Regions from separate parts of the Homo sapiens genome. Here all the other regions are linked to region 3. A link is a loop called in an ENCODE intact Hi-C map of the cell type or tissue named here. Cell type or tissue: B cell. All regions are shown on one strand.

Evidence for each region. Peaks named below come from ENCODE experiments on the same cell type or tissue, not always from the same donor. Only the 100,000 strongest peaks of a DNase experiment are listed, where the experiment ranks them.
Region 1: it touches region 3 in a loop (5-fold over the local background); 4 of 110 quality-filtered maps call a loop at or near these places.
Region 2: it touches region 3 in a loop (4-fold over the local background); 2 of 110 quality-filtered maps call a loop at or near these places.

The regions. Positions count from the first base shown.
Region 1 is chr16:88,933,538-88,938,537 of GRCh38, forward strand. All of the region lies in intron 1 of CBFA2T3 (CBFA2/RUNX1 partner transcriptional co-repressor 3), which reads right to left. It overlaps LOC107984871 (a long non-coding RNA gene), which reads right to left. Exons shown (of 2, transcript XR_001752305.3): 1 at 4,049-5,000; 2 at 3,241-3,601. Among named protein-coding and RNA genes, the nearest start is that of CBFA2T3, 41 kb to the right of the region's middle. RefSeq lists an enhancer at 2,728-2,927. In B cell, CTCF peaks have their summits at 2,705 (motif pointing right) and 2,972; DNase peaks (open chromatin) are centred at 2,664, 3,244, 4,057, 4,488 and 1 weaker place; H3K4me3 peaks cover 1,489 bases; H3K27ac peaks cover 2,295 bases.
Region 2 is chr16:88,923,227-88,928,226 of GRCh38, forward strand. All of the region lies in intron 1 of CBFA2T3 (CBFA2/RUNX1 partner transcriptional co-repressor 3), which reads right to left. LOC105371409 (cadmium/zinc-transporting ATPase HMA2) reads left to right here and starts at 2,064. Exons shown (of 2, transcript XR_005647007.2): 1 at 2,064-2,795; 2 at 3,899-5,000. RefSeq lists enhancers at 1-666, 667-1,575, 1,576-2,483, 3,393-4,299. In B cell, a CTCF peak has its summit at 2,163 (motif pointing right); DNase peaks (open chromatin) are centred at 285 and 2,195; H3K27ac peaks cover 412 bases.
Region 3 is chr16:89,113,194-89,118,193 of GRCh38, forward strand. ACSF3 (acyl-CoA synthetase family member 3) reads left to right here. Exons shown (of 11, transcript NM_001243279.3): 6 at 1,146-1,294. Among named protein-coding and RNA genes, the nearest start is that of ACSF3, 22 kb to the left of the region's middle. RefSeq lists enhancers at 774-1,973, 1,173-1,272 and a silencer at 1,368-1,662. In B cell, no CTCF peak of the experiment used is centred here; DNase peaks (open chromatin) are centred at 768 and 2,328; H3K4me3 peaks cover 2,519 bases; H3K27ac peaks cover 3,814 bases.

The sequences.
Region 1 (5,000 bases), 180 kb before region 3:
TGCACACGTCACGTGCCTCTATACGCCTCACACGCCTCACAGTGCCACACGTCTGCACGCCTCTGCACACGTCACGTGCCTCTATACGCCTCACACGCCTCACAGTGCCACACGTCTGCACGCCTCTGCACACGTCACGTGCCTCTATACGCCTCACACGCCTCACAGTGCCACACGTCTGCACGCCTCTGCACACGTCACGTGCCTCTATACGCCTCACACGCCTCACAGTGCCACACGTCTGCGTCCCCACAGCCATAGTGGCCACTTCATGCCACGCGTATGTGACTTGGTGAAATCCCCGTCCCTCTGCTCTGTGCAGTACAGCAGCCGCAAGCACAAGACCGGCACGAGGAGGACAGAGGCGAGACCCCAGTGAGCCAAGCTGCACGCTGCCCCCGGGAGAGCTGAAAAAAAAATACCTCAGTCGCTTAAAAATCAGTGCATGTCGAAAATAATGAGTTTTGGACACACTGGGTTAAGTAAGATTATATATTATAAACATTAATTTTGCCCGGTCTCTTCTTCCCTTTTTCAACGTGGCCACGAGACAGTCTGAAATGATCCACGCCCCTTCCCTGGCATGCCGAAGCTCCCTTGGGAGAGGCCGCCCCTCGGCACACGGAGGCACCGGCGAGAAGGGCTGCCCCACGCCCCTCGGCACACGGAGGCACCGGCGAGAAGGGCTGCCCCATGCCCCTCGGCACATGGAGGCACGGGCGAGAAGGGCTGCCCCACAGTGGCTGCTCAGGTCACAGGAGGGGCCGACTTGGGCCCATAGGGGAGGCTCCATGCACGTTCCCGAACACTCTGCTCCCAGGTCCCCTGTTGGATGCTTTGGGCTTCTGGGCATGAAAAGTGCTGGACCCTGAAGGAGCAGCTCGGCCGCAGAGGCACGGTGGGGACACAGCAGCCAGCAGGGCCACACAGAGAGGGTCTCAGCCACACACCTGGCCGGCACGGCCGGCACCATCGGGGGGCGACAGGCGAGGCTCCATCTTCCCTGTGCACAGTGTGTGGTGCTGACCAACCCCCGCAAGGGACAGATGGGGACACGGAGGCCCAGAGGAGCGGAGAGGAGTCTGGCCTCGCTGCCTGCCTATTCTTGCTGTTGGCAGGGCCTGGTAAAGGAGGCAGAGATGCCACGAAAGAGGCACGAAGGGCCGTGCCCTGCCCTCTTCCACCCCCGAAGTTCAGAAGGACGCATTCTTTTTTTCTCGGAGACGGAGTCTCGCTCTGTCGCCCAGGCTGGAGTGCAGTGGCGCGATCTCGGCTCACTGCAAGCTCTGCCTCCCGGGTTCACGCTATTCTCCTGCCTCAGCCTCCCCAGTAGCTGGGACTACAGGCGCCCGCCACCACGCCCGGCTAATTTTTTGTATTTTTTAGTAGAGACGGGGTTTCACCGTGTTAGCCAGGATGGTCTCGATCTCCTGACCTCGTGATCCACCCGCCTTGGCCTCCCAAAGTGCTGGGATTACAGGCGTAAGCCACCGTGCCTGGCCAGAAGGACGCATTCTTTAAGGGAGCTGAAGGCCACGTGGTGGAGCTGCAAGCCTCCATCAGGCACAGGGATACGTGGAGTCCAGCACCCAAGGCCCCTGTTCTGTCCACTTGGGCACAGCCACGGCCCAGAGACCCAACGCTGCCCCCGGTCAGGGGCAGTCCTGGGTTCTGATGTCTCTGGCGCAGGAGAGGCTGCATGGAAGGGCCCCATGTCCACTGCGCTCTGAGTACAGGCTGGGCTGGACTAGGCTGTGGAGCCCTGGTGTGGTGGCCAAGGCAAGGGGAGGGGCCCGGCAATCCCCAGGCCTGGTGAGAGCCCCCCACCACCTGCGTGGGGACCCTGGTGGTGCAGAAATACCTAGGCTCTGGAGGGCCCAAGTCAGGTGGCCTCGGCTCCCAAGTGGGAATTCTGCCTCTGACAGGGAGTAACTAGAGTACAACTGATCTTACCCTCAGTTTCCCCTCTGTAAATGGGTCTGCAGGTGGCGTGGTGCACCCGGGGGCCCAGGGCTTGGCCCCAAGCTTGCAGGCTGTCCTCGCGTGGGTGGAGCAGGCACAGGGCCTGGGGTCTGGGCTGTGCCAGAGTCTGACCATCGAGGTGGTCTCTCTGGACCACCCCATTTTGCAAAGGTGCAGACAATGAACTTCTGTTCGGGGGCCTGCAGAGAAGGGGGCCTGGGTGCAGAGCTGCATCATGCCGCATCCACCACTGAGCCTCAGGACACCACCGGGTGTCCCCCCAGAAAAGGGACGAGGCTGATGGTCCCAGTCCAGACACACACATCCCAGCTCATCACAGCCCGAAGGGGTAAATGCCTTTGTGACTGCATTTTGCGTTTGAGACCCGAGGGACAGATGGGAATATGTGGTGTAGGTCACGCAGCTGCTGGGAGGGGAGTCGAATCCAGGTGGGGGCTCCAAGAAACCGAGGGGCTGCCCATCCCCCTCCCCGCTGCCTCCGGGAACAGGGCAGGGGGCTGCAGTCACCCCTGGCCCTCGTGGGGAGCCCCTCCCCACCTGTAAGAGGGTCTCACTGCAGCTGGAGCTGCTTCCCCTGCTGGCTTGATGGCACCCTGGCTTTCCCGGGTACTCAGGGAGGTCGGGTACACTGGGCGGGGACTTCCTCATGAGTTCCATGTGTGACCTGGGGCCACCAGGGTGCGCAGGAGCCCTCCTGACTGCCCCGGGCATTTCCTGGGCGTCTCCCAGGTATCTCCCATCCTGGTCTCCGGCAGGTCCCACCTGCTGCCTCCCCGGTGTGGACTTTCCTCTGCTGAGTAAACAGAAGACTGCCCCGGTGCCTGGACTTCCTCCCCAAACCTCCTCCTGCCACGTCCACCATGACCCCAGCCTCAGGGGCAGCCAAGCATCCACCACGACCCCAGCCTCAGGGGCAGCCGAGTATCCACCACGACCCCAGCCTCAGGGGCAGCCGAGTATCCACCACGACCCCAGCCTCAGGGGCAGCCGAGTATCCACCACGACCTCAGCCTCAGGGGCAGCCGAGGAGGCTCTGAGCTGCCCAGACCCGACGGGGCAGAACCGGCCCTGGGTGGCTAAGCGGGCGGGAAACGCAGAGGCAGGCGGCCGACAGCAGTGCGGGGTGAGCTGCCGGCTGGGCTGCTGGTGCCTTGGCTCCGGGAGACATCTTCCTTATTACGGCCAAATTCATCTTTGTTTTCCTTCCCAGTGACATCTGGCTCTCAGTGAGGTCCCACGAATTACAAAAAGCAGAAGTCTGAACTTCTGTTTTATTGCCACAGGAAACTCATTGCCACAGCACAGGCGGAAAGCCGGATCCCGGCGGGTCCTGAGTCCCCAGCTCCCACCCTCGGGGCAAGCTGCGAGCTCAGAAGTGGGGACTGGGGAGCAGTTATCTCTCACTCTCCTCATCGTCAGTTTCCAGCCCAACTGCCAGGTCTCCGCCTGAGTCTTTTCCACTGATGCTACAAGGGCGGTTTCCACTCCAGGAATTTTTTTTCCAGACAAGCAAAGCCCTTGCCTGCATTTGCTCTCGGCTAAGGCGGCCCTCCCAGGCCTGCCCGGTGGGCTGTTTCCCGCAGCACGGCCTGGGCTCCGCTGAAAGGAAGGTCCCGGCCTACGGAAGCGCAGAAGCAGAACCAGGCCTTCTCACTCTGCCCAGGAAAGTCAGGAGGTGGAGAATAAAACCCCCAGGAAAGGATCTGGGGTGTCGTTCACTGACGCAGGCTTTCCCAGAGAGACTGAGCCACGAGGTGGACGAACAGCGTGGTGTCCACCCAACCTGGCCCTGACACCAGGGATGGTGACGCTGTCGTGAGCCTCCCTCTGAGCTGCCCTCAAGCGGCCTGCACCTCCCTAGCCAGTACCCCAGCAGTTGTGTTTCCACCCCTCTCCTGCCCCTGCGAGGCAGCGGGTCCCAGCCCACAGTGTGCACTGGACTCTGCACACTCCCGGCCCACTCCCTGCCGTCCCCACGCTGGCCCTCCCGTGTCAGAACTCAGTGGGAAGTTCCAGGGGCCTGACCACCCTGGATGTGTCACAGACAGAGCCCCGTGGTACCCACCCGCGTCGGGCTCCTGCGCTGTGAGCTAGGAACTTCTGTGGGCCTCGGCTTCCCGGTCTGGAAAGTGGGGCAGCAGCGGTGCCCTCAGGGCTGGCTGCCGTGAGGATCCAATGCAGGGCCTGGGTGCCTCTCACTGCATGTGACTCTGCCCCCGCCTGGTATGGAGTAGGTGTTCGATCAATACTTGCCCAGGGAATGAGCACTGGAGGACAGGCACTTTTTGTCCTGTAAGTGAAGTGGTGGCAAAGCCACCCTCCGGCATTGACAAATTGTAGAGTTTAGGTCCTTTCCGTCCCCAGGGGCCTGGGGCCAGCCTGGGAGGTGACATCGGTTGCCTGGACGTGGATTTCTATGAACACTGGATGCCATGTCTGTGATAATAGCCGGGCAATGTTCCAGTGGCTTCTGGAGGGTCTTTAGCAACAACGACCTCCCTCCCCTGCACAGCAGGGCAGGAAGCAGAGGTGGGGCTGGCCAGAGGTGCAGACCTAGAGCAGCCGGGATGAGGCTGGCCTTGGGGCTCCATGACCCAGGCAGGGCAGAGGTCAAGTTCTCCCACCCGTGCCCTGACCCCAGATGGGCCCCAGGGCCTGTATCCAGGTGAGGGCTTTTGCACCTACAGTGCTAACCCCGAGTCATGACCGAGCCCTCAGCCACCAGATCCCCCAGTCCCTTGGGGGTGCTCAGGTGCTCTAAGAATGTGGCCCGGCAGGCTGGGGATGGGGACCGACAGCACAGGCAAAGGAACGCCCGGGCAGGGCTGGACAGGGACTGGGCGGGGCTGGACAGGGGCCTGGAGACACTCGCTGCGGCCCGCCGTCAGACTGGCTCCCTGCATGACCTGTGGAGTGACTGTACCTCTCCCGGCGTCGGAGACGGGGAACGCTCCACGGCCCTCGTGGGTGTTACAGGGACGCGACAGTGCGTGTAAGCCCCAGCGCTGTTGTAGGCT
Region 2 (5,000 bases), 190 kb before region 3:
GGCCTTGCTGGGCCTCAGCGTTCTCCCTGTGAAACGGGGGGGACCCGCACCCCCTCCTCATCGCACAGAGGAGGTGAGGATTCGGCGCTTCTGCCCACTGCCCCCTGCCTGCCTCCTTTTCCAGGCAGGCCACCAGGCTGAGCTGCTAGTTGCCTTGAGGTTTCCTGAGCTGCCAGGGACTTGCACAGAGACCTCAAGCTGAGTGGGGGCCTCTCAGACCTTTGGCCACCCATGTTACCCGCCACATCCACTGCCACCAGAAGGGCTGTTTGTTTGGGGCCTTTGAGACAATTTCAGCAACAAATGCACTTCCTGCTGTGTGAGCTGGGGAGCAACTGAGCCGTGAGGGGGCAGCTGGGGAGCAGCTGGGTTGTGAAGGGGCTGCAGGCTCTGCACAGCCCAGTCCTGGCGCGCAGCACAGCTCGGGGAGGGAGGCCAAGCTGCGCATCCTCCGCAACCCGGCTCACACATGTCGCTCCTGCTGTCAGGGTGGGAAGGCTCCGACATGGAGGTCGGCTTTGGAACTCGGGCTCTGGGCTCCTGGGCTGGACACCGGCACCGTCTAGGTTGGGGAGGCTCTGGGAAAGACCAGAATGCCGAACCCACCCCCGAGGACCGTCCTCTCTCAAAGGTGGGGCCGGGGGAGGAGCCCAGTCAAAGGTGAGAGGCCAGGCTCACTGGCCAGGACTTTGGAGCATAGATCACCACAGTGCAAGGACCACGAAGACCCTGGGATCTCATGCTGAGGGTGCACAGCCCGGCAAGGGTGCACAGCGACCCAGCCATGGTTACAGCAAAGACCGCGGGTGGAGGTGGGGGCGTGGTCAGGCAAGGTCACAGCAACCCAGCCAGGGCTAAAGCAAGGAGCCAGGGTGGGAGGGCCGCGCCTGCTGGGCTAAAGCAAGGACCCCTGCGGTGGGGCGGGGCAGGTGGTGGTCATGTCTACCCTGGAGGGGCTACACCTGCTGGGCTGAGTCCCAGTGAGCCTGAGTGAAGATCTGCCCTCTCTGGGCCCCGCCTTCCTTGCTATTCCCTGGGAGCTGCAACGGCTGTGCTGACGTGGGGCACACTGCGTGCCTTCAGGACCGCTCCAGTCGCCCTGCACAAGCTCCGCCCTGGCCCTGCCTCCCTGGGGCCGCCGACCACAAGGAGGCTAGACTCTGCTGAGACAAAAGGAGAGGGACCCGGGGTCCAGGAAGGTGGGGAACGAGGCTCTCGGGGGCGATGGCTGGGATGGCCTTGGAGACGGGTCCAGCAATGGGCAGACACAGGCCAGGGGGAGAAGAGCGGGCGGAGGGCCCAGTGGTGGCTGCGGGGGCCACCAGGGCAGCTCTCGGTGCTGTGTCGTGGGGCCTCGAAGCAGCTGGAAGCAGGGAGTGGCCCCTGCAAGGCAGCACAGGACAAGCCTTGTGGCTCCCAGAGGCAGAGCCCCATGGCCGGGAGCATGAGGTCACTCTCGTCAGACAGCCTCTGCTGCCCAGATGCAGATGGTCTCACCCATTGCCCCAGCTGGCCGGACGCGGCGGGGACAGCCAGGCACTGGGGGCCAAGCAGGTGCAGGAAACCACCTGTTGAATTTAGACCCAATCAGGGGCTGTGAAGGCGAGTCCTGCCCACAGCTTCGGGCTGATGGAGGCCGCTGCCACCGCCTCCCACCTCACTGAGTGCTCTCTCCACCAAGGCCACAGAGCCACACTCCCCGCCACCACGTGTGGGTGCAGACAGTGAAAACTGAGGGACGGCCCTGAAGAAATTACAAGCCACCGGTCACCGTGGCCAAGCCCAGGGCTTGCTGTGTCTGCGAGGGGTCTCAGCTCTGCACCAGCCCAAGGGGGAAGCAGTGGAGAGAGAGGGACCCGCCCGGAATCACACAGCAACGGCCTCGTCCTGGACACCGAGCTCGCTGACCCTGGGGCAGCAGGCCATGTCCGCAGTGGGCAGAGGGCCGGGTTCCAGCCCTGCCCGGATTGGTCCTCTCCCAGCCCCCGGCCTTGGGAAGGTGCCAGGCAGGCAGATGGGCCGGGCTTGGGCACGGTGCAGCCGCAGCCGTGGTGGCAGCTGCTCGGGGGAGACCCACAAGGGGCCTGCTCTGCTGCTCCCTCCTGAGCGGTGCCTTCCGGGTACCCTGACTCATCCACCAGGCGCTCTCATGCAGCCTCCAGGAGATCTGCAGGGGGCCAGGGGGTGGTGCTGCTGAGTCAAAACAGCCCCCAGGGAATATTCTGCAGGGGAGGGAGGCCCTTCCTGTGCCAGGCAGCCAGAGACCTGCTCCGAGTGCCCTGCGCTGCTCTCATCCCAGCAGAAGGACGACTCTGAGGGTGGCAGGCGGGACAGGCAGTCACTTTGCAGTGGCAGACACAGGCTCAGAGAGGCTCCAGGCCTGCCTGAGGCCACCTGGATGACTCTGAATGCTGCTTCTCCCTCCAGGGCACCAGGGTAACCGGAGGCTTCTAGTTTCTTCAGGGGCCGTCCCTCAGCCTTCACTGTCTGCCCGACTGCCCGCCGGGAGCCCCTGCGTGTGTGGAGATGGCAATGTGCTTTCCCGGGGGCTCAGAGCTGCTCCTGCTCCCCGGCGACGGGCTTTTCCAGGCTGCGGCATAGGGAGCCCCGGTACCAAGGACATGGGTGGCACTGCGGAGTCGGTGCCATCCTCTCTACGCCAGACGCCATGTGAACGTTTTTACGATGATTTTTAAAAGAGAGGCTGAGAAGGACCAGGACCAGAAAGACACGGCTGTCCTGTCTCCCACAGGCTGCAGCCTCGAACTGGCACCATCTCTTCTGCCCCCTGGAAGGTCAGCTCCGTGAGACGGGGGAGGCCCCCGTGAATTGTGCAGGGAGCACTTGGTGGGCGCTGGGCGGTCTCACGTTCCCCACCTGTGAAAGGGGGTTAATCCCACTGTGATGGGGCCAGTGAGCGAATTCCCAGGAGGGCAGAGCAGAGCCGCAGCCGGGGGTACAACTGGCTTCTGGGGCCGGGCTGCCGCCTCCAAGAGCCTAACCTTGTTCCCAGAGGCGAGGAGTGAATCTGGGTTCCGTGCAGGGAGTTCCAGCACCTAAAAGGTGTGACAAATTCCTCCTCCAATGTCCAGCTGGACAAACCTCCTCAATCCACCACTGAAGGCCCCCCAAGCGCTCCGAGGGACCTGGCGTGCTATGGGCTGGGGGGCGTCTGTCCCAGCCTCGTCTCCAAAATGTCGGTGTCTGCTCAGCCCTGTGCTGTGGTTTTCAGGGGTCGAGGCTGAGCGACCTCTCTTTCTATCTCTCCTGCTCGGGGCCAGTCACCAGGCCGGAGTCTCAGGGCTGTGACACAGAGGTTTGTCATGCGTCACACCAGGTGGCCCTGGGTCAGCCAACGAGCTTTGTGTCAGGACAGCGTGGGTGAGCGCTGCCCCCACTGCATGGCTGCAGGGAGGCCCGAGGGCAGGATCTTCCCAAGGGACAAGCTGGCCATGGTCCCGTGCGTGCCAGGGTGGGGCCTGCTGAGCCTCAGTTTCCTCGGCTGTAAGACGGGACGGAGGTGTTCACAGTGGGGGTTGCTGGGAATTCCTCCTCTGGATTGGGCTGGTGCCTCGGTGCACCGTGGGCTCCCAGGAGCTCACAAGGCCTTCCGTGCCTGTCCCTTGTGCCCCACCTCACAGCGAGGTCCTTGCAGCAGCAGGGCAGCCCCGTCCGGCCCCCGCTGCCTCCCTGCCCTCATCTCCTTTCTCTGAGACAAGGCTCCTCACTGGTCCTGGAGGTGGCGGCACACTCCTGCCTCGGGCCTGGCACGCGTGGTCCTTCCCTCCTCCCGCAGCTAAGTTCCACGTCCCTTTACCAGAGAAGCCAGTGTCAACCCCCACGGCCCTTGGTGGGGCAACATCATCGCTGCTCCCTTCCTTCACTCTGTCTCTGCCAGACGGAGCAGCAGCCCCGGGCGTACAGCAGGCACCAATCACTATTTGTCGAGGGAATGAACGGGCACCGCCTAACGAGTTGGGTCAGATGGAGGCGTGGCTCAGAGATGTCAGCGTCAAGGCCAGGTCGACGTGACAAGCCGGGTCCCGCCCTGCCCTCGGGTGCATGGACTTCCCCAGGCAGCACTGATGCCCCCGCTGAGGTGAGGCCGCTGGGCCCCATCTGTGGGGAGAGGCAGCTGGAAACTGGGGGCCCCAGATCCTCCTCGAGCCAGATCCTGACCCCAGACCCAGCCTGTTTTCTGGGTGTCTGAATCCTGCCGGGGTGGAGGAGGGGCTGGGGAAGAGGTGGGTCCACCTGTTCTCCTCCAGGGACCTCCCTGCAACCCTTCATGAGGTCAGAGCTGGGCATCCAGGGAGACAGCGACCCTGGCCATGGGGGCCACGCCACCCAGGTACCAGCCTGGCATGCAGCCTGCAGGTGATAATCTCCGGGCTGCTCTGGGGCTAGGCTGCAGCTGTAGGGGGGTTCAGCTGTCACAGAGGGAGCCGGGGAAGCCAGCACTGCCTGGGATGATCCCCCTTCCGCCTCCTCCTCCCCAGGCCCCGGAGGCCCAGCTGGCCGTCCGCCCGTGCGGACACCCGGGAGCCAACACTGACCCGAAGACAGGTCAGCCAGACTTCCCACCTGCTCCCTCAGGAGGTGGGATCCGGTCCCCTCCTGCTGGGCTGCACGGGCCACGATGGAAAGGCGCCTCGTGACACGCTGCGGTCAGCTCAGAAAAGCCGCAGATGCTGACACGGGCAACCCTGCCCAGTGTGGGGCGTCCTCTGAAGTGGGAGCCGCAGGGAGGGCCTCACGGAGGCCTCTGTCCACAGGCAGCGGCTCCCGGCACCCACCGCTGCTGACCGAGCCCCTGGCACCCCCAAGCCGAGCCTTTGAACCCCAGCAGGGAAGGCCACCTGGCCGAGACCCTGGCCACCACGGGGCCATCACTGTCCCACGGGGCTCTGTTCCGACTCCTTGGCCCGAGGGTCTCTGAGCACCACCAGGGTTGCCTCACGCCTCTGAGTTTGGGGTGGTTTGTTCGGCAGCACTGGGGC
Region 3 (5,000 bases):
TGGAGGGTGCACTGCAGGAACTGAAGGCTCCACTGCCATCCAGTTTCCAGTGGGATGTGTGTGTCTGTGGCTGCCGCGCGCTCCTCCCAGTCCCCAGGAAGTGCACAGGGAAGCGGCACCTTTGTTCCTGGAGAGAATTCCGGGTTGTCCAAGGCACATGTCTGAACCGCTTCGCTCTCTTTGCCGTTCCCTTGCCCCTTTTCTGTGAGGCCACCGGAGCCCATGGTTTTGCTGCTGCTACTGCTGGGATACCCTGGGGCTGGGCAGGCCCCAAGCTGAGCAGGGTGAGCACAACGTTTTACCAAATCTAAGGAACCAAGGGCAAGAACGAGGTCAGTGAAGGAGAGGATCAGGTGATTTCTGGGGTGACAGAGGCAATGAGACCTCGGCCATCTGGATCTCCCAGCGGGGGTCCTGTCAGTGGTGCCTCCTCGTAAAGCAGGGGCAGCAGCAGGGACCACTCCGCTCAGACCGCAAACAAAAGCGCCTTCCCTACTGCCCGTGAGGCTGCGGGAAATGCTGTGTGAGAGCGCGGGGACTCGGAGTTCTCAGGGCCCGTGTTCTCCTGCCAAGCCTGAGCTGACCCTGTGGGCCAAGATGGCTGCAGTTCTGCGGGTGGTTCTGAGCCCCTTGGGTGTGCCCGGCCCCACCCCTTGGGTGCCGCGGCCATTCACCCATGTCCGCGTTCTGCTGCAGAGCCTGCAAGCTGAGCCGGCTGTAGTCCCCGGATGTGCCTGGCCGCAGCCTGCAGCGCCGTGGCTGTTCACCCGTGATCAGCTCCGTGGTCGGCAGCTGCACGGTCACTGCTGTTCTTGAGCGTGGTTGTGAACAGCGCAGGAACTTTGCAGGGGACACCGCGGACCCTAAGCACATTGTTTACCCTCATTAGCTGTTGGACCTGCTTCCTTCTAAAATACACCCAACAGATCGTTTTCAAAAAACAAAGTCACGCCGTAGCGCAGACTGCAGCGTTGGTCCCGGGTGTCGCACAGTGGTGCTGTACCCACGGCCTGGGGCTCCTGCACTCGTGAAGGAGCTGCCACTTTTGCAAGCAAGGGCCGCCTCCTGAGGGGCTAAACCTGCCACCTTTGCACGCGAGAGCCACGTCCCAAGGGGCTAAACCTGCCTTTGGTTGTGCCGCGTAGGCTGATGGTCTCAGGCTCAGCTGCCCTGCCCCTCCCAGTGCTGGAGAAGTGGAAGAACATCACGGGCCACACCCTGCTGGAGCGGTATGGCATGACCGAGATCGGCATGGCTCTGTCCGGGCCCCTGACCACTGCCGTGCGCCTGCCAGGTACGAGCACTTCCCACAGCTGCGTTCCTCTTCCACTGTGCTCTGAGCCCCCCAAGGTGGGCCAGTCTCGAACCACCCACATTCGGACTGAAGGGCGGCATGGAGGATGCTCCCCCGTGGGACAGGCCACTCGGCCAGGAGAGCACTCAGGATGCACTGCGACCTGTCCCCTCTGGGTAGATCAGCCTTCTCCCAAGTCTCAGTCGGGTGGATGGGGGAGGTGTCTGTGCTGGCCCCTGGCTGTATGACTGGGGAGACAATGGGAAGAACAGCAATGCCTGGAATGCAGGCGTCAGTGCATGTCTCAGAGGAAGGCGGGGGGCCATGCTGTTGGCTCCAGACCACATCAGCAGTGGTGGCAGCCTCCGTCTGTCTGGAGTCCGGGTGCCACACAGCGCCAGCAGCAGTGCCAGGAGAGGTGGGTGTGGTGGGCAGGGTGGGATGAGTCAAGCACCTGTCTTCCTTCTCTAGATGTGGGCTCCTGATACCGGGCCCCTCTTGTCCAGCCTTCCCTAACACATCCCATTCTGACTTTCATCTGACCCAACCATTTGAGCCCTGGGTCCTCCGCTGGGACTTCTGGGAACAGAGCCCACAGCTGGGGGGCCACCCTGCTGCTTTCTGCGCAGCCCTTCCAGTCTGTCTAGAGTAGAAGAGAGATCTCAGTGCAGACTTAAAGTGAGACCATCCCGCACATCTGTCTGTGCAGCTGCTTACCTGCAGACCCAGTAAAAATTCACCCCTCTGGCGTGCAGCTCTGTGTGTCTTAAGAAACATCATCACAGTCAAAATAGAGAAGGGTTCCTCGCCTCAGAAACTCCCTTCCTAGTGCTCAGCACCTCCTCCACCCCCGAGGCCTGGCCCCTTGTTCCTGTTTCTCTTCTTGTGGTTTTGCTTTTTCTGGGAGGCCACGTGGCTAAATCCTGCAGGACGTGGCCTCTGAGCCTGTCTGCTTCCGCCCGGCTTCCGCCCACAGTCAACTGCCTGTGCTGTGTGCGTCAGAGCCCGCGCCTTTCCCTGCTGAGTGGCATCCGTGGTGTGGGTGCGGCACCGCTTGTGACCCTGTTTTAAGCAATGACACGTGAGATGTTATCAACATTTGTGTGCAGGTTTCTGTGCGAACGTGGTTTTTTATTTCACCTGGGCAGATACCTAGGAGAGAGATTGCTGTGTTGTCTGAAGCTTTCAAGCTGTTCTCCAGAGCGGCTACACCATCCCCTTCCCCCTGCAATGGGTGGGAGGTCACGAGCACCTGCTGCTCCAGCGGGCGGTGGTGGTGTCTCGTTGAGTTCATGATTCTCTCATGATGGGTGGCGTTGAGCACCTCTTCCTGTTCGTGTCATTCCGTTTTCAACTGGGGCCTTTGTTTTCTTGAGTTTTGAGAGCTTTTAAAATTCGGGACCCAAGTGTCAGCTGTGCGATTTTAAATATCATCTCCCAGCTTGTGGTTTGTCTTCCCATTCACCTAACAGCGTCTTTAAAATCAGGAGTTTTAGGTTTTGGCCCGGTTTATCAATTTGTTTTGTGAATTGTCTGATGTCATATCTAATAAATCCTTGCGTAGCCCAAAGTCACAGAGAATAGTTTCAGCTCTTACGTTTGGGACCATGATCCATTTTGAGTTAATGTTTGTACATAGTGCGAGATACGGACCACAGTTCTTTTTTAGTGTGTGAATGTCTAACTTTTTAGCACTGTTCGTTGAAAAGACTCCCTTCTCCATCGAACAGCCCTTTGGATCTTTGTTGAAAGTCCGTCGACTCCTGAGGGGTCGGCTCCTGGGCTCTGCTCTGTCCCATTGCTTTCCGTGTGCCCTTTGGCTCATTCCATGCCTGCTTGGTTCCTGGGACTCTAGGGTAAGCGTGGACATGGGGGTTCAGGCCCAGGCAGGGACCAGCTGGTGCCAGGCAGCGATACGGTGCTGGGGCCTGCAAGGTGAGTGTGAGGGCTGGCTGGCTGCTGGGCTGGGAGGAGGAGAGACTGTAGGCTCACGCCCCTTTGCTGGGCCTGGGGAGCCATGGGGGCTGTTAAGTGTATTCTGAGTGTAAAGTCTCGGTTTGGCTGGGGCATCCTGAGCAGAATGACAGGGCCATGGCAGCGAGATCCTCAGCTGCCGTGCAGAGCTGCCAGTGGGGTGGCCGCACAGAGTGCAGTGCCTGCTGCAACAGTGCCCAGGGCAGTGGGCGGGTGGGGGCATGTTGTGAAAAGAAGTCAGTGTGAGTGATGAGAAATACATCCTAGTCTCAGACCCCAGGAAACCGCCGTCAGTGCTGGTGGCCCCTGCCCTGGGCCGGCTCCCGCGTTAGTCTCAGACCCCAGGAAACCTCCACCTCCGTCAGTGCTAGCGGCCCCTGCTCTGGGCTGACTCGCGCATCTCCACGATGGCTGCGGCACCAGCTGTTTCTTCGGTGGCTAAAGCTCTCTGGTGGAAATAAGATGGGGACCTTGAAATCAAATGTGACTGGTCTGTTGAGTCTCTGTCCTTATCGTTGTCCTTCTTAGTAGGATGTGCTGGTTTTGTCCAGTGCCACCGGCCACAGTCACCACGTAATATGGACGGAATGAGCAAAGCCCGGCTCGCTGAGGCTGCAGGCTGCAGGCAAGTGAGGACTGAAAGGGTAACGGGCTCTGGGCTTTGTCCTCTCTTTGTTCCGGACATGTGAGCAGGACAAGTTCTGTGTATTCAGAATCTGTCTGCACAGTTTGTAGTTCATGATGACTGTTCATCCACAGCATTGCTTTGTGGGCGTCCTCTCTTTTGATCTTCTCGAAACAGCCCCTGCGATGGGGTCATATTTTGCACTCACATACAAGAACCCATGAGCCTGCCCACGGTCACGCGGCTGGTGAGTGATGCACTTCCCAGGAGCACGGTGACCTCTTCAATGGCCCTCACTAGAGAAGATGGACAGTGCCCCCCTAGCCTTTTTTACTGGAACAGATACAAGGCTGAGAAGCTGAAATCAGGAGCAGCCCAGGGACCACTGTCTACACCGAGGGAGTCATGAGCAGCCCAGGGACCACTGTCTACACCCAGGGAGTCAGGAGCAGCCCGGGGACTGCTGTCTACACCGAGGATGTCAGGAGCAGCCCAGGGACCACTGTCTACACTGAGAGCGTCAGGAGCAGCCCAGGGACCGCCGTCCACACCAAGAGCGCCAAGGAGCAGCCCAGGGACCGCCGTCCACACCGAGGGCGCCAAGGAGCAGATAGTAGCCCAGAGACCCAGGGGAGGCTCAGCTTCCCCACGCTGGAATCAGAACTCCTAGGCGAACAGGAAGGAGCCCCAGACAGATGGCACAGGGAGAGGAGTCCCCGGCTGAGGAGGGGGATCCAGAGACCCTGAAGCTTCAGGGTTATTGGGCAAGAAACCTGAGTGCACCAATCCCCGAGTCTTCAGCTACCGACGGCAGGTTCCCTCGGGTGCCGGGGATGCTCCCTCTTCTCTAAGGCAGAGCCCACAGTAGGTTCCCTCAGGCGCCAAGGACATTCCCTCTTCTCTAAGGCAGAGCCCACAGCAGGTTCCCTCAGGCGCCAGGGACGTTCCCTCTTCTCTAAGGCAGAGCCCACGGCAGGTTCCCTCGGGCGCCGGGGACGCTCTCTCTTCTCTAAGGCAGAGCCCACGGCAGATTCCCTCGGGCGCCGGGGACGCTCTCTCTTCTCTAAGGCAGAGCCTGACGGCAGGTTCCCTCGGGCGCCAGGGATG